2 separate regions of the Homo sapiens genome follow, and region 1 is linked to region 2. The links are chromatin loops, found by intact Hi-C in ENCODE. Cell type or tissue: B cell. All regions are shown on one strand. Each heading gives the region's core, and the rest is flanking DNA. Links, peaks and the distances in the headings are about the cores only. Region 1 holds the start of MMP25 (matrix metallopeptidase 25). Region 2 holds the start of TRP-CGG1-2 (tRNA-Pro (anticodon CGG) 1-2).

Region 1 (6,516 bases), core at 3,730-6,229, 130 kb after region 2:
TAATTTAAACCTAATTATTGGCCAGGAGTGGTGGCTCATGCTTATAATCCCAATGCTTTGAGAGACCAAGATGGGAGGATCACTTGAGCCCAGGAGTTCAAGACCAGCCCTGGTGACATAGTGAAGCCCCATCTCTACAAAAAGTTTTAAAACTAGCCAGGTGTGGTGGTGCACATCTGTGGTCCTGGCTACGTGGTGGCTGAGGAGGGAGGATCACTTGAGCCCAGGAGGTGAAGGCTGCAGTGAGCCGTGATCGTGCAACTGCACTCCAGCCTGAGCAAGATAATGAGACCCTGTTTCTACAAAAAGTAAAAAAAACAAACAAAAAAAATAGCCAGGTATGGTGGTGTGCACCAGTGATCCCAGCTACTCTGGAGTCTGAGGTGGGAGGATTGCTTGAGCCAGAAGTTCGTGGTTGCAGTTAGCTATGATTGCACCACTGCACTCTAGCCTGAGCAACAGAGCAAGACCTTGTTTCTTAAACAAAACAAAACACACAACAGAAAACTTATTCTTAAGACCAGACCTGGCAAGAGGATCTCTCATAAGAGAGGAGATTTTACCTTTTGACCCAAAAGTCCAGGTCTCCTCATCGTCAAAGTGAGTGTCCCCGGAGATGGGGTGCTCCCCAGGGAAGAAGGCATGGGCTAGGGTGCCCCCCAACCCGTCGAAGGGGTAGCTGTCCTGGTGGAAGGCGCGGGCAAAGTCGATGAGGATGTCGGGCTCCTGGCCCTGGGGGGAATCCACCTCATGAAATGTGAGGCCTGACTCCATGCCCCAGGCCATCAGGGCATAGCTCATGAGGACCCGCACGGTCTCCTGGCTCAGCTGGGAGCTCTGGGGGAAGGAACGTACCCTGGGGAGAGGGGAGTGAGGTGTAAGGGTGGCCGTGGAGGGAGCAGGCAGCCATTCAAAGCCGGAGCCCAGCAGGCAGGGCCAGGGTGCGGGTGGGCCCCAGGACCTACCTCCATGTCAGGGTTCGCTTCTTCCACACGCTGCCGCTCAGAGCGTACCGGCGACGCCGCCTGACCAGCCCCGCCACCCCCAGCACGTCAGGCAGGGAGCAGCGGGGCTTACGCATGGTGGCCACTGTCCCTGGGTCTGCGGGAGACATTTGGCGGTGGGGGGTGTGTCCACAATAGGAGAGCCTGCCTTAATCATAGCACCAGTCAACTTTCTACATGGGAAAACTGAGGCTCAGAGGGCTCAAGAAATGTGCCCTCGAAGGCCCCACAGCCCAGGTTTGAACCCAGGCAGTCTGTCTCTGGAAGCCAGCTCCTACCAAGCCATTCCTACTGCCCTTTGGAGTGGCGTCACCTGGCCTGGGACAAACTGGCTGCATGCAGGTGATGCTCAGAGGCTCAGGCCAGGATTTTGCATCCAGCTTCCCTGGGCCCTGGTGGGCGGACTCTGGAGAAAGGAGCCCTGGGTATGCAGTGAGGACCCTTTGAGGCTGGAACCCCCTGGGAGCTGTGCAGGCCTCACACCATCACTGCCAAGTTCTCCTCAAACCCAGATTAGGTCCAAAGTGCCCAGGCCGGCTGGGTCTCTGGCCTCCTGTGGCAAGCCACCCCCTCCTGGGTTAGGTCTCTCTGGGGTCCCCTTTCCCAGCTGGGCTCCATCCCCAGTAGCCTCATCTCCAAATTAAGGTCAAACTGCGCCTCATTTATTGAGGCGGCAAATAGTGATGAAGGACATATAGATGCCAGACACTGTTCTAGGCTGTTTGTGAGTCACCAGGACAGACACAGGGCCTACCTTTCCTTGTAGTGAGCCAGATCCTTCAAATTCCCTCTTCCTGCCCACTTAACCCCACAGAAGAGTTCCTCGGCCCTGCCTCCAAAATATACACCCCGAATCCAACTACTTCTGGCCACATATGCCACCCATCCTTCTGCCACCATCCCTCGTGTGGACTCCGCAGCCGTCTTCTGCCTGGTCTCAGGGCTCCTGCCTTCCATTCTCCATCAGGACCCAGAGGAAGCTTAAAACTGCAAGTCAAAGCCGGGCACGGTGGCTCATGCCTGTAATCCCAGCACTGTGGGAGGCCAAGGTGGGCTGATCGCTTGAGGCTAAGAGTTCGAGACCTGCTTGGCCAACATGGCAAAACCCTGTCTCTACTAAACATACAAAAAAATTAGCTGGGCATGGTGGCGGATGCCTGTAGTCCCAGCTACTCAGGAGGCTGAGGCAGGAGAATCACTTGAACCCGGGAGGCAGAGATTGCAATGAGCCGAGATTGCGCCACTGTACTGCAGCCTGGGCCACAGAGTGAGACTCTGTCTAAAAAAAAAAAAAAAAAAATTGCAAGTCATACCAAGTTCTGAATTGCTTCCCTTCTGAGAACACTTAGGTGGTTGCTAATCACCCTTGGAATCAACCCTAATCACCTTTCAGGGCCCTTGGCTGAGGCCTCTCGCCAGAGCTCTTCAATGCTCCTTTTGCTCCAGGCACACAAGCTTCTGCGTGCCGTGGGGTCTTTGCACTTGCCCGGGACACTCTTCTTCCACATCTTCCCATGGCTGGTTCCTCCTCTTTGTGGTCTCAGCTCATATGACACTTTTCAGAGGGACCTGCCCTAACCAGACCAGCCCCTCAATGCCAATAGCATTTTATTTTTTTCTAAACACTCACCGCCATCTGAAATTATCTTTCATATTTATGTTCTTGATCTGTCTCTCTCTCTCTCCCTCGAGAAAGTTAGCTCCATGAGAGCAGGAACCTTACCTACTTTATTTATCACTATACCATTGGAGCTGAAAGGGCGTGGCATCTAAGAGATGCTCAAAGTATATTTGGTTAGAGACTGGGTCTCCATCTGTTGCCCAGGTTGGAGTGCAACGGTGCAATCATAGCTCACTGCAGCCTTGAACTTCTGGGCTTAAGCAATTTTCCCATCTCAGCGTTCTGAGTAGCTGGGACCACAGGCCTATGCCACTACACTCAGCTAAATTTAAAAAAATCCTTAGAGGACTGGGCACGGTGGCTCACACCTGTAATCCCAGGACTTTGGGAGGCCAAGGCCGGCGGGTTACCTGAGGCCAGGAGTTCGAAACCAGCCTGATCAGCATGGAGAAACCCCGTCTCTACTAAAAATACAAAATTAGCCTGGTGTGATGGTGCGTGCCTGTAATCCCAGCTACTCAGGAGGCTGAGGCAGGAGAATCACTTGAACCTGGGAGGCAGAGGTTGCGGTGAGCCGAGATGGTACCATTGCACTCCAGCCTGGGCAAAAAGAGGGATACTCCGTCTCAAAAAAAAAAAAAAAAAATCCTTGGAGAGTGGGGGGGTCTCACTTTGTTGGCCAAGCTGGTCTCAAACTCCTGGCCTGAAGCAATCCTTGAGTCTCCGCCTCCCAAAACCCTGGGATTACCGGCATGAGCCACCAGGTTCTTGATAAATGCTTATGGAAAGATGAACGCCTGAGGCCCTCTGGGTTTGGGGCCTGAGATCAGCATCTTCACAGCTCCGTGTTCCAGGAGCACACTGAGGTCTAAAGGCTGTTGGGCGGTGGACAGGCTGGGTGCAGAGGCAGGGCTGGGGAGGGGTGGGGGCCACCTACCCATGCGGCCGGTCTCCGGCAGCCCCGCGAACCTCTGCATGACTTTGATGGCATCGCGCAACTTCTCAGGGCTCTGCAGCTGGGCCTGGGCAGGGTGGGGTGGCGGCAGGTAACCATAGCGAGTCAGCCAGTCCTAGGGCATCGGAGGGGGCAGGTGAAGCGGGCTGGGTGAAAAGTATGGGCTCTCTCTGCCCACCACCATCCTGGCAGCCCTGCCCCTCCCAGGCACCCAGAGCCCAGGGCCCCAGCCCCGGATGCCTGCCTGCTCCCCTCCATAGGTCCCCGCTTCAGTCCCGGGTTTGCCAGTCTTGTCTGGACTTCAGCTCCGCACCTCAGCTCCTTTCCAGAGCTCCAAATCCCAGCCCCAAACTTCCCGACAGACCCAAGAAGCCGGGAGCACAGACCCCATCCTCAGTCACTCTTTGGATATTGGAATCTGGCCCCTGCCTCCTCCGGACCCAGGAGTCCGGGCCCGGCTTCCCTCTCCCAATCTCTCTGCAGACCCCAGGAGCCTGCGGACCCCGCGCTCACCACGCCCAGGCTCACGTCCTGCGCCGAGGGCTTCGGGGCGCGCGCGGGCGGTGCCAGCAGCAGAAGCAGCAGCGCCAGAAGCCGGAGCCGCAGCCGCATGGTGCGCCCCAGCCCGGGCCGCCGGCGGGGTTCGAAGGGGGCCTGGCTGGGGCCGCCCCGGGGACCTGGGGGAGGAGATCCGGGCCTGGAGAGGGCGGGGGGCACCCGGCACCGAGTAGGGAGGGATCGGCCGGAGGGCTGGGATGTGTGTGGGGGTCCCGGGAAGTGCGCGGTGGAGTCAGCGGAGGGTCCCGGAGGGCCAGGGTCGCGCCGCTGGGTCGGGTGGGCCCGGGAATCCCAGGATGGTTGAGAGGGCGCGGGAGCGGCGGAGGTCTGGATGTGCCGCGGCGGCCTCTCGGGGTCCCGGGGCGCTGCGCCAGCGGCCCCTCCTCTCCGGGCGCGAGCGGAGGGCTGGGTGGGGCGGGCCGGGCCGGGCCGGGCGCACCCCGATATGCGGTAAGGGCGCGGCAAGGGAAATGGCCCAATCTTCGGACGTCCAGCGACAAGGGGCGGGCCAAGAGGTGGCCCCTGCCCGACCCAGAGACCCTCCTCCGACGCAGGACGCCCGGGCGGGGGCCGGGGGTCCACGGCTCTAACTCCCTCGTCCGCAAGTTTCTCTTCCCAGATCCCCGCTCCTGTGGGACTCCCCGGGGCAGGGCTCGCTTCTGCTTTCTCGAAGCCGCGCGGCCTGGGGGAGGGCGGCCCGGGCCTTCGGCTCAGCCAGCCCTCCCCATCCCTGTATCCCGCCCCTCTCCTTCCCCCCAGGACCCCGTGGGGCAGGTTGTCTGAGAGCCGGGGGGATTTCCGGGCAGCAGGAGGCTGGGAAGGAAGCCTCCTTCCCCGCGGGGTCCCGGCCCGCCCTCCGCCCCGCCAGCTCCAGCTGTGCGCGGTTGCAGCTGCCCGAGGGCCAATACTCAGTCCCTCAGCCCACGTGGGCTGCGCGCGGGGCTCGGCCTGGGCACGCGGGGGTTTGGGCCCCTCTAGATGCCGGGAGCAGCGGCTGCTCCGCGACTGCACCCCTCTCCCTAAGTGCCGGACATTTAAATGCTGCAGCCACTGCGCGGAAGCCACAGCGCCTGCCAGTGCCGGGAGCCGGGGACCGGGGAGTGAGTAGGCGGGGGAGATCCGGGAAGCCGAGACCTGGGGGTCTGCGAGCCGCCTCCTCCCGCGCCGAGAGCACCGGGCTAGGAGGCCGGACAGGTGGGGAAGGAACTGGAGGAAGCGGGCGGGAGGCTTCCTGGGGAGGGCGGGTGGGCGAGTGTGAGTTAAACTGCTCAGTCTCGGAGCAGTTCAGGGGCAGCCGCCGGAGCTGCTCACAAAATAAACAGCGAGCAGGATGCGGAGCTGGAGATGCAAAGGCAAACACTGCGATCCCGCGCCCGCTCGCTGGGGCCGCCAGAACAAAACACCAAGGACTGGGAGGCTCAACCAGAAGTTTACGTTCTCACAGTTCTGGAAACTGGAAGGCCAAGATCAAGGTGCCTGAGGGGCTAGTTTCTCCGGATGCCTCCTCCTGGGCAGGCAGATGGGCGTCCTCTTGCTGTTTCCCCACACGGCCGTCCCCCTGCGCTTGCACACCCCAGAAGTATCGTCCTCTTTTGTTTTGTTTTGTTTTGTTTTGTTTTGCTTTTTTTGAGACGGAGTCTCGCTCTGTCGCCCAGGCTGGAGTGCAGTGGCGCGATCTCGGCTCACTGCAAACTCCGCCTCCCTGGTTCACGCCATTCTCCTGCCTCAGCCTCCCGAGTAGCTGGGACTACAGGCGCCCGCCACCACGCCCGGCTAATTTTTTTGTATTTTAGTAGAGACGGGGTTTCACCGTGTTAGCCAGGATGGTCTCCATCTCCTGACCTCGTGATCTGCCGGCCTCGGCCTCCCAAAGTTCTGGGATTACAGGCGTGAGCCACCGCGCCTGGTCATTGACCTCTTGTAAGAAGTCAATCATCGGGGCCACCCTAAAAGCCTCATTTTAAGTTAGTCACTTTTTTATCAGCTCTATCTCTAACTATAATCACATTCTGAGGTACTGGGGGTTAGGGCTTTAACATACAAATTCTTCTTCTCTCTCTGGTTTGTTTTTTTTGTTTGTTTGGTTGGTTTTGGTTTTTTTGTTTGTTTGTTTGTTTTGAGCCAGGGTCTCGCTCTGTCTCCCAGGCTGGAGTGCAGCAGTAGCATGATCATAGCTCACCGCAGCCTGGAACTCCTAGGCTCAAGCAATCCTCCTGTCTCAGCCTGTCAAGTAGCTGGGACAACTGGCCCAAGCCACCATGCCCATGTTTTTTCTTTCTTTCTTTTTTTTTTTTCTTTTTCTTTTCTTTTGGTAGAGACGGGGCCTCCCTGTGTTGCTCAGGGCTTTCTTGAACTCCTAGGCTCAACCATTTCTCCTG
Region 2 (15,404 bases), core at 6,537-9,036:
ACATGGAAACCCAGTCAACCTGCCACAGAATGTGCCCTCCCAACCCCAGCAGGTCAGGGAAGCGGACGGCAGGGAAGAGAAGGTCTGCTTGACTTGGTGTCGGCATTCCTGGGGCAGTGAGGTTTATTGACTGATTGATTTACTGATTGAGATGAGTCTCGCTCTGTCACGCAGGCTGGAGTGTGGTGATGGGATATCCGCTCACTGCAACCTCTGCCTCCCGGGTTCAAGGAATTCTCCTGCTCAGCCTCCCTTGAGTAGCTATGATTGCAGGAACGCGCCACCACGGCCGGCTAATTTTTGTATGTTTTTAGTAGACATGGGGTTTCACCATGTTGGCCAGGCTGGTCTCGAACTCCTGGCCTCAGGTGATCTGCCTGCCTCTGCCTCCTAAAGTGCTGGGATTACAGGCGAGAGCCACCGCGCCCGGCCGGTTTATCAGAATAGTTTTTTTTTTTTTTTTTTTTTTTTTGAGATGGAGTTTTGCTCTTGTTGCCCAGGCTGGAGTGCAATAGCACCTTCCTGGCTCACCACAACCTCCGCCTCCCGGGTTGAAGCGATTTTCCTGCCTTCACCTCCCAAGTAGCTGGGATTACAGGCATGCACCACCACGCCCGGCTAATTTTGTATTTTTAGTACAGATGCAGTTTCTCCGTGTTGGTCAGGTTGGTCGCAAACTCTCGACCTCCAGGTGATCTGCCTGCCTTGGTCTCCCAAAGCGCTGGGATTACAGGTGTGAGCCACCTCACTCAGCCTATTTAGGATAGTTTATAATGAAAAATACATTGGCACAACTCCTCGGGTGTGCTCCTTAATGCTGCTGCAAGGAACACCACTCAAAATCCAGACCTGGCCTTCTGAGATAGGTCAAGCTGTAAGGTCACTTGGAGCCCACTGAGGAAAGTGGCACTGGGCCGGGCACAGTGGCTCAAGGCTGTAATCCCAGCACTTTGGGAGGCCGAGGTGGGTGGATCGTCTGAGATCAGGAGTTCGAGACCAGCCTGGGCAACATGGTGAAACCCCGTCTCCACTAAAAATACAAAAATTAGGCAGGCATGGTGGCAGGCGCCTGTAATACCAGCTACTTGGGAGGCTGAGGCAGGAGAATCGCTTGAACCCAGGAGGCAGAGGTTGCAGTGAAGCAAGATCATGCCATTGCACTCCAGCCTGGGTGACAAGAACGAGACTGCGTTTCAAGAAAGGAAGGAAGGAAGGAAGGAAGGAAGGAAGGAAGGAAGGAAGGAAAAGAAAGAGGCACTGATCAGTAGGCCTGCTTTTCTATTTTGCTTTTTCTGAAATTTTGAGATAGAGTCTCACTTTGTCACCCAGGCTGGAGTGCAGTGATGCAGTCACAGCTTACTGTAGCCTCGACCTTCTGGGCTCGAGTAGTCCTTCCACTTCAGCCTCTCAGGTAGCTGAGACTACAGGCTGAGCCACAATTCTTGGCAATTTATTTTTTGTAGTAGCAGTAGCAATAGTAGAGATGGGGTCCCTCTTGGTTGCCCAGCCTGGTCTTGAACTCCTGGGCTCAAGTAATCCTCCCTTCTCAGACTACCCAAGTTCTGGGATTATAGGAATGTGCCGTCAAGCCTGATTCAGGCATGCTTTTCACATAAGGCGTAAGAGATCTCAGGTTCTAGTCCTGAATAAGCCCAAAGTTTTTTCCTTCTAAAATCACTAACATTCTAGGTTAGGGGCTTGGTCCCTTCCGTTCCTGTGGTCCTGAGGAGCAACTGTGGGGAGTAAAGGTGGGGAAGCCAGTGCCCTCCAGTTTCCCTGCAGGGCTTGCAAGGGATTGGGGATCGAGTCCTGGAGACTCTATAGGTAAAGAGGAAAAATCTTGGAGGACAGCGAGAGTCGGTGTGAAGGATCAAGAATTGCCGGTTGTAGGCCCGGCACGGTGGTTCACACCTGTAATCCCAACACTTCAGGAGACGGAGGTGGGCGAATCACTTGAGGTCAGGAGTTTGTTATATACAAAGTTTCGGTGCCGCAAAAGAAATAGCCCGAAAATATAAAATTTTGTTTTTAATTCTCAGCAAGGCAAGGTACTTCTATAGAAGGGTGCGCCCTTACAGATGGAGCAATGGTGAGAGCACACTTGGACAAGGGAGGGGAAGGGGTTCTTATCCCTTTCGCACGTGGCCCCTGCTGCTGTGTCATTCCCCTATTGGCTAGGGTTAGACCGCACAGGCTAAACTAATTGCCATTGGATAATTTAAAGAGAGTGACGGAGCGAATGGTTTGGCGGGAAAAATGGTTATTACAGAGCAGGTAATCGAAAGAGTCAGGGTGGAGTAGGTAATTGAAAAAGGTTGCTTTATGAGGAAGTTAAGTTTAAAAGTAGAAGGTAAAGAATTGAACATACTGACATATTGAATCTTTGAAAAGAAATTTGGAACTCATATCTAACAAGTTGGAGACCAGCCTGGCCAACATGGTGAAACCTCGTCTCTACTAAAAATACAAAAAGTAGCTCGGTGTGATGGCACGTGCCTGTTCCCAGCTACACGGGAGGCTGAGGCAGGAGAATCGCTTAACCCTGGGAGGCAGAGGCTGCAGTGAGCCGAGATCGCGCCACTGCACTCCAGCTTGGGCAACAGAGTGAGACTCCATTTAAAAAAAAAAAAAAGTGTACAATTTGGTAAGTTTTGGCAGTCCGTCACTCTCTGCTTTCTGTCACTGTATTATTTTGCATTTTCTAGAGTTTTACACACATGGGATCATCATTATATAACATTATTTTTTATGACATTATCCTCCATTTTGGATTTATGATAATTTCATTTAATCTATGCCCTATTTTGGGGCAAGTAGATTGTTTCCATTTGTTTTTTGTTGTGTTTTGTTTTGTTTTTTGAGACGGAGTCTCGCTCTGTTGCCCAGGCTGCTGTGCAGTGGCGCGCGATCTCGGCTCACTGCAACCTTCACCTTCCGGGTTCAAGCGATTTTTCTGCCTCAGCCTCTCCAGTAGCTGGGACTACAGGCGCGCACCATCACGCCCAGCTGATTTTTGTGGTTTTGGTACAGACGAAGTTTTACCATGCCAGGCTGGTCTCGAACTCCCGACCTCGTGATCCACCCACCTTGACTTCCCAAAGTACTGGGATTACAGGCGTGAGCCACCGCGCCCAGCCTGTTTCCTGGTTTTTAAGTATAATCTCAGAATAAATATTTTTTGATGCAAAATATCTATGTAAATCTATTACTACTTTTCTAGGACACGAGCCCTCAGTCAGGCTGGTGGGAATATAAAATAATCCAGCCACTGTGAATAATAGCCTCAAAATGTTAAACACAGAACTACCAAATGACCCCAAAATTCCATTCCTAAGTGGAATTCCACTCCTATGCTCAAGGAAATTTAAGACATATGTTCATACTAAACCATGTACACAATGTTCACTTTAATGAGCTGAGTTGTGACTGTCCACCATCCATATGTTGAAGTTCTAACTCTCAGTCCCTCAGAATGTGGCTGTATTTGGAGACTGGGTATTTAAAGAGGTAATTAAGACAAAATGAGGTTATTAGGATGGGCCTTAATCCAATATGACTGGAGTCCTTACAAGAAGAGGAAATTCAGGGCAGGCGCGGTGGCTCACGTCTTTAATCCCAGCACTTTGGGAGGCTGAGTCAGGTAGATCACCTGAGGTCAGGAGTAGTGAAACCCCACTCCAGGATGGTTTCCTGGGATGAGCAGGCATCTGCTTTCACCAAATCTTGCATCGCCAGGGGCAGATGGCTGAGAGAAGAAAATTGACCCAGTTGGAACAGAAACTCACAATGCTATCCTTGCGGGTGAGGCTCGCAGTAAAAAGGAATCGCCCAACGTGGGGCTCGAACCCACGACCCTGAGATTAAGAGTCTCATGCTCTACCGACTGAGCTAGCCGGGCGACACGCCAACGTTACCTTAGTGGATTTCTAGATTACAGCAGAGTCCAGGACCAGGAGTCTTCAGTGTCGGGACTACACTGTAGAACACAGTTGCTCCGCAGTAAGCGTTGCCCTCAGGCCTGCCCCAAAGGCGAGGCGCAGCAGGAGGCCCCCGAGGTAGCTGGATCTGGGTCTTTCTCTGCGTCAGAGGCCCACCCGCGGACGCCCCACAGGCCGGCACCTCCTGAGTGTCAGGGTGACTGGCCCTGGCACCCGCCCCGACTCAGGGCTGTGGAAGCGGGTCTGACCCGTGGATTCCTCGTTCACACGAAATACCTTTGCTGAGCCCCGACTTCGAGCCCAGCCAGATCCCATGGAGGCAGCAGACCCTGGGCATCCAGCCCCGTTGGAGGGTGTGGCACAGAGCCGCAGCTGCCAAACTGGAGCAAGAAATTGTTGTGACTCCTGCCCAAAGGATGGGGGTGGGGGTGGGGAAGAGGGAGGGACTGCAGGAACTGCGAGGCACCCCGGAAAGAAAACCGTGTCCCCACCAGGGGGAGGTGGGCTGGGGTGGGCTGGGTTGCAGGGGGCCGGGAGAAGGTGGGAGGCGGCCGGCAGTGACGGCGGGAAGCAGACAGGAAACCTCCGTGACCCAGCGGCCTCCTGCGCTGGGTTCCTTGCCTCGCGTCCCACCTGGGCAGGTGACGGTTTCCCGTTCCTTTCTAGGACCCTTAGCCTTTGCCGCTGCTGTTCGGCTGAAGAAGAATTCCCTAGCCAGGTTCGGTGGCTCACGCCTGTGATCCCAGTACTTTGGAAGGCCGAGGGGGTAGGATCGCTTGAGCCCAGGGGTTGGGGACCAGCCTGGGCAATATAGCGAGACACCCGTCTCTACAAAAAATAAAAATTTAAACATTAGACGGGCGTGGTGGCGCGCGCCTGGAGTCCCAGTTACTCGGGAAGCTGAGGCTGCAGTGAGCTATGATTGCACCATCGCACTCCAGCTTCGGCAACAGGGCAAGACCCTGTCTCAGAAAAAATAAAAATTAAAAAAAAAAAAAAGAATCCCCCCCTGAGCCCTCAGCACTTGCATCTCCCCAGGTTCGAGTCTCCTCCTTGGCAGGGCTGTGCGGGCGGCGGCTTCAGGCGCTCCGTGGACTCTGTTTTTCCTGGCTCTTCTGTTCTCACTCCACGCTGAGGTCCTATTTCTTCCAGGACCCCAGAGTTCAGCCAGGAGGGGGCGCCCCTCAAACCCTACGTCCAAGGTTTAAGGGAGATGCCTGAGAGGGCTCAAGTCACATGCCTGAGAGTAAGGGGTGGGGGGAGTGGAGTCTCATCTCGACCCACCTAGCTAGCCAGACTGGGGCAGGCTGTTATGCTGCCGTGGTGGTCGGGCCTTGCCGCCCGGAGGAAGGCTATCCGGACAGGAAACGAGCAGTTTAAAAAAGAAAAGAAAAAGTGGGAGGGGCTGAGGGCAGCTCTAACCTCAGCAGGTTTTTCCAGCAGCGAGAGGGGAGTGTGTATGGGGTGACCCCTCACGTTCAGCCCCAGCACTGGGGCTTCGACCTGGGCTTTCCGTTTTTTTACTTCTTCTTGGGCTGGTGAATCACCATACCAAACACCTGGAGGATTTGCTGTATCAGCTAGGCTCTGGAAAGAAGAAACAAAACCATTAGAAGAGATACTTGAGACGGATGACGCTTATGTGTACACGTGCATGGATGTGTTGCTATTTTTACTAGATTTATTTAAATGAATTGGCACATGTGATCGGGCAAGTCTGAAATGTATAGGCTGGGCAGCCAAGAGTTAATGTGGAAGTCTTCAAGCACTGTTCTACATGCTTTACCAAAACATGAAGAAATTTTAATACTCGAATTAATCTTTTAATTGCCATTATCCTCACATTACAGATGTGTAAGCTGGGGCCTTTGAGAGCCTCAATTTTGTGGGTCCATGTTTGTGGGGTGCAGATGAGGGATGGGGAGCCTGGTCCTGTCATCTTTCCCTCTACCCCTAAAAGAACTGTCCGAGGCCGGGAGCAGCGGCTCATACGTGTAATCCCAGCACTTTGGGAGGCCGAGGCTGGCGGATCACCTGAGGTCAGAAGTTCGAGACCAGCCTGGCCAACATGGTGAAACCCTGTCTCTACTAAAAATACAAAAAATTAGCCGGGAGTGCTGTTGAGTCCCTGTAGTCCCAGCTACTCGGGAGCCTGAGGCACGTGAATCACTTGAACCCGGGAGGCAGAGGTTTCAGTGAGCCAAGATCACACCATTGCACTCCAGCCTGGGTGACAGGGACTCTGTCTCAAATAATAATAATAATAATAAAATAGCTGGGCGCGGTGGCTCACGCCTGTAATCCCAGCACTTTGGGAGGCCGAGGTGGGCAGATCACGAGGTCAGAAGTTTGAGACCAGCCTGGTCAATGTGGTGAAACCCTGTCTCTGCTAAAAGTACAAAACATTAGCCAGGTGTGGTGGCGGGCGCCTGTAATCCCGGCTACTCAGGAGGCTGAGGCAGGAGAATCACTTGAACCCAGGAGGCGGAGGTTACAGTGAGCCAACCAAGATCGCACTGCTGCACTCCAGCCTGGGAGACACAGTGAGAGTCCGTCTCAAAAAAAAAAAATTTAGCCAGGCGTGGTGGCACCCACCTATACTCCCAGCTACTCAGAAGCTGAGGAAAGAGAATCTCTTGAACCCTGGAGGCACAGGTTGCAGTGAGCCGAGATGGTGCCAATGCACTCCAGCCTGGCAACAGAGCGACACCTTCTCAAAGAAAAGTATAATTATATAATACAATTATATTATTATGATATAATCATATTATTAATATAATTATATGATACATATATACTACATATAATATATAAACACATATAAAATATATATGTTTAGATATAAAACATATGTTTTTCATATGTGTGTATATTATTCAATACTGTAGACACGAAATCTAATTTCCATGTGTAATGAGAGAATGAGATATCTTATTTTTTTGGTACGAAGTCTTCAAAATCCCGATGTGTATTTTGTACTCACAGCAGCACATCTCAAGGGGACCAGCCATATTTCAAGTGTTTAAGAGCCATATGTGGCTCCTGGGCACCTTCCTGGCTAGCGCAGCAGGGGGCCATCGGGTCAGGCAGCTTTGACCTGCTCTCAACGAGCTTCATCTGTGACTCCGCCTTGGCCTGCAGAGATGTGGGTTTCTAGGGCGGGGAGGGGAGGTCGAGGAACGAGTAGCTCTCCAGGGCCCGCCCAGACCGTGCACACTACTCGATCACTCAGAACCCAACCACCGGCCTCCACCATACCCGGAGCCCATGTGGAGCTGAGCGACCCGGGCTGCAGAGGGTACAGCTTCTCTGGTCTGGGGTTGGGAAGGAGAAGGGCGCGGGACTCCCTCGAGGCTGAGGCAAGTGCCGACCAGGCCAGCCTCAGGAGCATCCTTGTCCCTTGTAGCTGAGGCACAGACCTGGACCGACCTGAAGCGGAGCAACGCGACTGGTAGTTGAGGCTTCAGGCTCGGTCCCCGATTTTCTAGCTCTATATTCTCTAAAATGACAAGGGAAAAGTAACCACTTCTAGGGCTCGTCCGGGATTTGAACCCGGGACCTCTCGCACCCGAAGCGAGAATCATACCCCTAGACCAACGAGCCTCCCGTGCGTGTATTTCCGCTGACATTTCAGACACCTGCCACCAATCCGGCACAAATCGGCTGATTCCGAAGTGGATAGAGCTCATCGCCGTCCCCAAGTGATTGGCAGAATTCTGGGGTCGCTGCGGGGAGACCCTGGTGAACCAGCCCCTTGGAGACAGAGCCCATCCACACTGGGCTTGGTAGGGGATGCTCAGGGTCAGGCCTGCAGCCTGGGGCTCCCCGCTGTATTTTCCCCTGCGCCGGGGTTACCGGGTCTGCGCTCACACCTGGGGCTGCTGACTCATACCCAAGGCCTTGCCCTAGGAGGATGGCTGAGCGGCCAGCCCACCTTTCATCCGACTGCGCCGGTGGTTGGCTCCATCCCAGAGGCGCCCCCATAGCCTCCCTCGGATGGAGCCCAGCGCCTCTGCCCTGACTCAGACGTTAGCTCTGCCCCCGTGTCTTCCTCTGTCAGCAAGAGCTGAAAAAGTTCCAGGAGGTCACTGGGGATGAGCAGCGACGGCAAAGGGCATCACAGCGACACACACTCGCTCCGTTTCTGTTTCTCTCTCACTCTCTCTCCAGGCGCTGTGGTTTTGCGGTTATGATTAGGGTGAGAGTGGGCCTCAGGGTCAAATCCTGTTGGGCCAATACCGCAACACCTTTTGAATCCTTCTTTAAGGACCTGAGCAGGTTGGAAAGCCAGTGGACGCGGCCTGGATGTGGAGAGGATCCAGCGAGTTCCGCGTGTGGTGGGCGAGAGGGTCCTGCCCATCGCCACAGGCCGCCCGCCCTATTTTGCCCTAGATCAACCCCACCCCAGACCTGAGCGCTGTCCCACTCCGGGGACTCCCTCCTCCCCTCTGGTTGGGCTTCTCGCTGCCGCGATCGTGGGCTCCCGGCCACGCTCCTAGAGCTGGCATCGACGTTTATGGAGAGCGGAGAATACGAAGTCTTGGGTTCCAGAAAGATAAGGCGCGGGGCGGGAGGGGGGTGAGGGAGTGGAGGAGCAAAGATGGTGCTTCCCGCCACCGAGGCCTGTTGGTCTAGAGGTATGATTCTCGCTTTGGGTGCGAGAGGCCCCGGTGCGAGTCCCAGAGGAGCCCAGCCTGCCGTGATCAGCTGTTGTTTGTTAGCCTGGTAAATCCAGCGCGCAAGAACAAGAATGGAGCGAATGAAAGAATCTTTCACAGGCAAAGCCGGCGCTTCCTCCCTCTCCTACCTTCTTCGGTTTCTCAAACTGCAGGATGAGACCCCACCAGGCGGGGCCTTGGGCCCCGGGCCCGGGTTTAAGAACCCGGAAATCAGCTCACCGCCAGCCACCTCCTGGATCCAGGACTGAGTACTCTGGACAGCGCGCGACCGGCCGTTTTTCTTCTTTTAGGAAAGGACTGCGGGTACAGGTGCTTGACTGAGGGTGGGAGTGAATGAAGACGGTGTCCGGGGACCCGGTGGCCGCAGCCAACTCAGTCTCCGCGTCCCTCGCTTGTTGGTCTAGAGAAGTAAGCGAACGCGATGGACGCCTCCCCCGGCAGGAGCCTCTGTACTGGGCGGGGGCAGGGGGGCTGCCCAGCCCCAGCGGATGGAACCCGGGCACCTGGTCACGCCGCCTCCCAGATTCCGGGGCGCAATGGGCTCAGAGGCTCAACTTCCTTCTCTCTTTAATCCCCTTCCCTCGCGGGGATCTGAACTGAACCTAGGACAGTTCTGAAGTTAACACCCCTCTTCCAAAGTAAAAGACCCAGACCATATTTTAATTCTTTAAAAAAGAACAAGTCGGCCGGGCGCGGTAGCTCACGCCTGTAATCCCAGCACTTTGGGAGGCCGAGGCGGGCGGATCACGAGGTCAGGAGTTCAAGACCAGCCTGCCCAACATGGTGAAACCCCCATCTCTACTAAAAATACAAAAAATTAGCCAGGCATGGTGGTGCATGCCTGTAGTCTCAGCTACTCGGGAGGCTGAAGCAGGGGAATCGCTTGAATCCGGAGGTGGTGGTTGCAGTGAGCTGAGATGGGGCCACTGCACTCCAGCCTGGTGACAGAGCAAGACTTCGTCTCAAAAACAAACAAACAAACAAAAAAGAACAAGTCAAGCTGGGCAGGGTGGCTCATGCCTGTAATCCCAGCACTTTGGGAGGCCTAGGCGGGCAGATCATTTGAGGTCGGGAATGAGACCAACCTAGCCAACATGGTAAAACTCCGTCTCCACTAAAAATACGAAAATTAGCTGGGCTTGGCTGCATGCACCTGCAATCCCAGATATTTGGTAAGCTGAGGCAGGAGAATCATTTGAACCCGGGAGGCGGAGGTTGCAGTGAGCCGAGATCACGTCACTGCACTCCAAGCTGGGCGACAAGAGCAAGACTCCGTCTCAAATAAACTAAAATAAAATAAAATAAAATGAAAAAGAACAAGTCAGGTCTAGATTTATCTACATGGAGTCAAATTTTTTATTCTCAAAGATCACAGGCGTCGTGTGTTAAAGCATGCATCTAATTTTTTGGTGGGCACAATAGTAGGCACAAAATAAAGAGCACACAGTTCAAAGTGAAGATTGACAATAACCAAGAAAAATACCTTTGAAAAACAGCCAGTGTTCATTTTCTGGCATTGATGCTGAGCCACAGTTATGGAAGTCTTAGGGGATACTGGGTGAATGCTACACAAGAGTTTTCTGTACTTTTTTTTTTCTTTTTGACCACTTACTGTGAATCTATAATTGTTTTAAAATAAAAAGTAAATAGGCTGGCCCAATGATGCACATCTGTAATTCCAGCATTTTGGGAGGCCGAGGAGGGAGGATCACTTGATCCCAGGAGCTCAAGACCATCCTGGGCAACATAGAAAGACCCGGTAGCTAAATTTAAATAAATCAATCAGGCCGGCTACGGTGGCTCATGCGTGTAACCCCAGGACTTTGGGAGGCTGAGGCGGGTGGATCACTAGAGGTCAGGACTTAAAGACCAGCCTGGCCAGCATGGTGAAACCCTGTCTCTACTAAAAATACAAAAAATAGTCTGGCGTGGTGGCACACGCCTGTAATCCCAGCTACTCGGCAGGCTGAGGCAAGAGAATCGCTTGAATCCGGGAGGTGGAGGTTGCAATGAGTTGAGTTCACGTCACTGCATTCCAGCCTAGGTGACAGAATAAGACTTCATCTAAATAAATAAATAAAATTAGCTGGGTGTGGTGGCACAAGTCTGTTGTTTCAGCTACTTGGAAATCTGAGGTAGGAGAATTCCTGAGTCCAGGAGGCTGAGACTGCAGTTAGCTACGATCACACCACTGCACTCCAGCCTGGGCAACAAAGCAAGACCCTGTCTTGGAAAAATAAAATAAAATGAATAGACTTTCAAAAATTACAGGCTGTCATAAGGGTGTTGTCATATATAGATGAGTTCCTGACATGGGAACAATGAGTCTAGGAGTGACATTTAAGCTGAGACAGGAGAGAAAATACGGGGCCAGTCAAGAAAGAGGAGGAAGAACAGCATTCCAGTCCAGGAACTGGTAACTGATGGGAGTTGAAGCAAAGAAGGAAAATAATTGGCTGGACGCAATGTCTCACAAGACGATCCCTTGAGCTCAGGAGTTTGAGACCAGCCTAAGCAACATAGTGAGGCCCCATCTCTACAGAAAACACACAAAAAAATTAGCTGGTGCATGAGGTGGGAGTATTGCTTGAGCTGAGAAGGTTGAGGCTGCAGTGAGCTGTGTTCTCACCACCATGCTGCAGCCTGGGTAACAAAGTAAGATTCTGGCTGGTCACGGTGGCCCATGCCTGTAATCCCAGCATTTTGGGAGGCCGAGGCTCACCTGAGGTCAGGAGTTCGAGAGAAGCCTGGCCAACATAGTGAAACCCCAACTCCACTAAAAATACAAAAATTAGCCTGGTGTGGTGGGCACCTGTAATCCTAGCTACTCCAGCTACTCGAGAGGCTGAGGCAGAGAGAATTGCTTGAACCCGGCAGGTGGAGGTTGCAGTGAGTGGAGATTGCACCACTGCACTCCAGCCTGGGTGACAGAGCAAGATTCTGCCTCTAAAACAAACAAACGATTAATGCAGGTGTGAATTGCATCAAGCGCCCTTCCAAACATTAAGATCACCACATAGCTTCTTTTTTATTCTGTTAATATGATGAATTATTTTGATAATTTTCTTGAATTTAGGCCAACCTTGTACTCTTGGAATATACCTAGTTCAGCCTTTATTTGATAGCTCCAGTCTTTCTTTTTTTTTTTTATTTCTATTTATTTTTATTTTTTTGAGACGGAGTCTTGCTCTGTCACCCAGGCTGGAGTGCAGTGGTGTGATCTCAGCTCACTGCAAGCTCCGCCTCCTGGGTTCACGCCATTCTCCTGCCTCAGCCTCCCCAGCAGCTGGGACTACAGGCGCACGCCGCCACGCCCGGCTAATTTTTTGTATTTTTAGTAGAGACGGGGTTTCCCCGTGTTAGCCAGGATGGTCTTGATCTCCTGACCTCGTGATCCGCCCGCCTCGGCCTCCCAAAGTGCTGGGATTACAGGCGTGAGCTACCACGCCCGGCCTGATAGCTCCAATCTTTCTAAAAAGACTCAATGACAATCACAGGATAGCCCTATCCCCTCCCTGAAAAATGTCCAGGATTGATAGCTTCGGACAGAAGAGTGGGCACCAGTCCGCAATCCACCCCTGGCTCTGCAACCCTCACAGGCCAAGGATACAAGTGACCCCAACCCCATTCCCCATGTATCGCTGTGACACAAGGTCATGGTTATAAGGCCCCAAGAGCCAACATCCTCGAGGTGGGATTCGAACTCTGACCAGAGGCTGAGGCGATGGTGCTGCATTATTGGGACCTGCGCTGGTGAGGTGCCTGTAGCCTTTTGTCCCAGCCTCTGATCTGCCTTCCTCAGGGCCCCCAGACTGCCTCAGCACCCCCACTGGGAAATGTGTCCAAAGCCACTCTAAAGCCCAGAGATCAAGGTTTGACTCCCATTCCAAAGACACACCTTGGCTGGTTACAACCATAATGCAAACCTACACCCAGAGTCCAAGGAAGGTGCCAGGCTGAAGAAAAACACTGACAAATCATCTTTCTTAGGAAAGAAACATTTATTAGGGACTTATGAACAGAATCCACTTCTGGGTCTCTCGTGGCAGGGAGACAAGATAGTGGGTCTCCATGCCTTTACCGCCCAGACCCAGGGTCTACATACCACAGGGAAAGGGTGTATGTGCTTCACAAGGAATGTTTAAGGCACTTGCTTAAGGGCAAGATTTATGGTAAATGCAATAGCAGCAAGGTTGTTTTGACCTAAGGGCAGAATTTATGGTTAGTCTTACACAAGAAACAATAGATGAACTGGAATACTTAGAGGCTGTCCCAGAAGTGGGATTAATGAGAAATCTTTATGGTGGATTAACATCCTACACAGGGTTGCCTTCGCCTCCAAAAAACCTGTTAGGCATGTTTTGGAGGGACTGGGTGGCTGCACTCCTGGTCTCCTAATAACAAGGGCCACCATCCAAACACTGAGAGAGATAAGTAATGGCTGGGTCATACTGGTTTCTGGGGCCCTGGTGTCTCTCCCAAGAGCCTGAGTTAGCCGGGGGATTGTGGAGCAGGTGGGAGGTGGTCTCTCCATGTTGACCAGTGGGCGGCAAGCCACCCAGGTGCCGAGGCAAGAGACCGAGGGCACGAGCTGTTCCAGTATAATAAAATATATAAAATAACAAGAGTTATACTAGATATAGATCATAGATATGACTATATATAAGTATGATTAATCATTAGTTTGTAGTAATTACTCTTTATTCCAATATTATAATAATCCTCGCTCTACAATCATAACCTATGAAAAACCAGGCCATACAGAGATAGGAGCTGGAGGAACATGGTGAGAAGTGACCAGAAGACAAGCGTGAGCCTTCTGTTATGCCCAGACAGGGCCACCAGAGGGCTCCTTGGTCTAGCGGTAACGCCAGCGTCTGGGAAGACGGAAGTTACCAAGCAGACCGTGGTCTAGTGATAGCGTCAGTGCCAAGGAAAAGCACCCGCTATTTAGCAGACCGGGAAAGGGAGTCTCCCTTTCCCCGGGGGAGTTTAGAGAGAAGACTCTACTCCACCATCTCCTGTGGAGGGCCTGACATTAGTCAGGTCTGGAGGCCTAACCGTCTCCCTGTGATGCTGTGCTTCAGCAGTCACGCTCCTGGTCCACTTTCATGTTCCATCCTGTACACCTGGCTCTGCCTTCTAGATAGCAGTAGCAGAATTAGTGAAAGTATTAAAAGCCTCTAAAATGCAGAAATAATGGCGTAAGCTGTCTTTCCTCTCTCTCTCTCCTCCTCGGGTGCCATACAGGGAAGGGCCCCGTCCAGTGGACATGTGACCCACGTGACCTCACCTATCACTGGAGATGGCTCACACTCCTTACCCTGCCCCCTTGCCTTGTATCCAATAAATAACAGGGCAGCCTGGCATTCGGGGCCACTACCGGTCTCCGCGTCTTGGTGGTGGTGGTCCCCCCGGGGCCCAACTGTCTTTTCTTTTATCTCTTTGTCTTGTGTCTTTATTTCTATGGTCTCTCATCTACATACATGGGGAGAAAACCCCACAGACCCTGTAGGGCTGGCCCCTACATTGACCCACAGTCTCAGCTGAACTGGGTGGGAGGGCCCTTCTCCCTTGGCTGAACTTGGAAGCAGCACATCCACCTCCAGCCCTGGGACTGAGTCTCCTGGGGGAGGGAAGGAAACTTTGGGTCTTGTGCTAACGTAAAGGGATCCAGGTTCTCTACCCCAGCCTAGGGTGAGCAGACAGAACTTCCTGGGGTGCAAATCTCCTATTCCTTTTCCCTAAGAGACTCTGGTTCTCGGACACCGGCTGTGAGAGATAACACAGCAGTCCAGTGGTCAGATTGATGAATTTGGGAGGAGGCCTTGAAACCTCTGATGGGGACACAGATTGAGTTGGGACTCAGTGAAACTTTACCTTCCAGTTAGGGGCCAAGCTTCGGAAACTGGGTCACCTGCGATGATGCTGAATTCTGTGTACCAAGAATGGTAAAAGCTCCGCCCAACATGGAGCTCGAGCCCACGACCCTGAGATTAAGAGTCTCATGCTTTGCCGACTGAGCTAGCCAGGCTGATGTAATAATACTTGCTTCCCACCCTAATACTCAGAATCCTCAAAACAGGCGCTGCAAAAACAAAAACAAAAACAAAAAAACAAAGGCTGTGGTGACTCTAGTCCCGAGGAGGTGGTGCAGGGATGGCTACCCGCGGAGCCGGCCTCTGGCATTCAGACAGCTGGGTGCACAGTCCCTGCCGGGGTCTCCGGACATCTGGGAGCCCCTATCCTCCCCTTCTCAGCGAGTTGTGTAACCTCAAACCCGAGCCTCCAGTCAGGTGGAATTTGTAGTCAGGGACCATTAGCCATGGGTGGTCCTGAGTGGGAGGCGGGGAGGAAAGGAACAACCTCTCTCTGGGGCCCAAGTGCGGATCCGAAGGGGCCTGGGTCCACGCTTCGCTGCCAATATAAATCCCAATTCCTACTTAATATTGAGCCCAGCCTCTGCATATCTCCAAACCGTTTCAAATGACCCAAAGAACCTGCCTCTTCCCACTCCCCTGCAGATCTGCATGCACGGTGGAGGCAAGCGGCTCATGACAGAGGTTTCTCCATGTTGGTCAGGCTGGTCTCGAACTGCCGACCTCAGAACTGCCGACCTCCGGTGATCCGCCCGCCTCCGCCTCCCAAAGTGCTGGGATTACCGGCGATCCCGGCTGCTGGTCTGCGCTGCTTCTGCATTAATGATCAGTGCGGGGTCAGGGGGCCAGCGGAGGCCGGGAAGGAGGGACTGAAGCGAAAGAGTAGAGCAGCGGGGTAGGGTCTGTCC

The links. Hi-C counts contacts between places; a loop is a spot of excess contacts. Peaks named below come from ENCODE experiments on the same cell type or tissue, not always from the same donor. Only the 100,000 strongest peaks of a DNase experiment are listed, where the experiment ranks them.
Region 1: it touches region 2 in a loop (4-fold over the local background); 54 of 110 quality-filtered maps call a loop at or near these places.

What each region holds. Positions count from the first base shown.
Region 1 is chr16:3,044,594-3,051,109 of GRCh38, reverse strand. MMP25 (matrix metallopeptidase 25) reads right to left here and starts at 4,549. Exons shown (of 10, transcript NM_022468.5): 1 at 4,094-4,549; 2 at 3,563-3,695; 3 at 966-1,101; 4 at 564-856. The coding sequence starts at 4,192. RefSeq lists enhancers at 1,005-1,597, 3,089-3,668, 5,517-5,596 and silencers at 4,547-4,836, 4,877-5,076. In B cell, for the core only: no CTCF peak of the experiment used is centred there; DNase peaks (open chromatin) are centred at 4,000, 4,799 and 5,529; H3K4me3 peaks cover 1,786 bases; H3K27me3 peaks cover 2,188 bases.
Region 2 is chr16:3,164,185-3,179,588 of GRCh38, reverse strand. It overlaps TRP-CGG1-2 (tRNA-Pro (anticodon CGG) 1-2), which reads right to left and starts at 7,541; the gene lies at 7,470-7,541. It overlaps TRK-CTT8-1 (tRNA-Lys (anticodon CTT) 8-1), which reads right to left and starts at 14,651; the gene lies at 14,579-14,651. TRK-CTT2-5 (tRNA-Lys (anticodon CTT) 2-5) reads right to left here and starts at 3,898; the gene lies at 3,826-3,898. It also overlaps the pseudogene TRP-TGG4-1. RefSeq lists enhancers at 6,629-7,368, 7,556-7,605, 7,626-7,695, 7,369-8,109, 8,006-8,155 and 3 more and a silencer at 3,831-3,930. In B cell, for the core only: no CTCF peak of the experiment used is centred there; DNase peaks (open chromatin) are centred at 7,159, 8,008 and 8,638; H3K4me3 peaks cover 1,660 bases; H3K27me3 peaks cover 2,393 bases.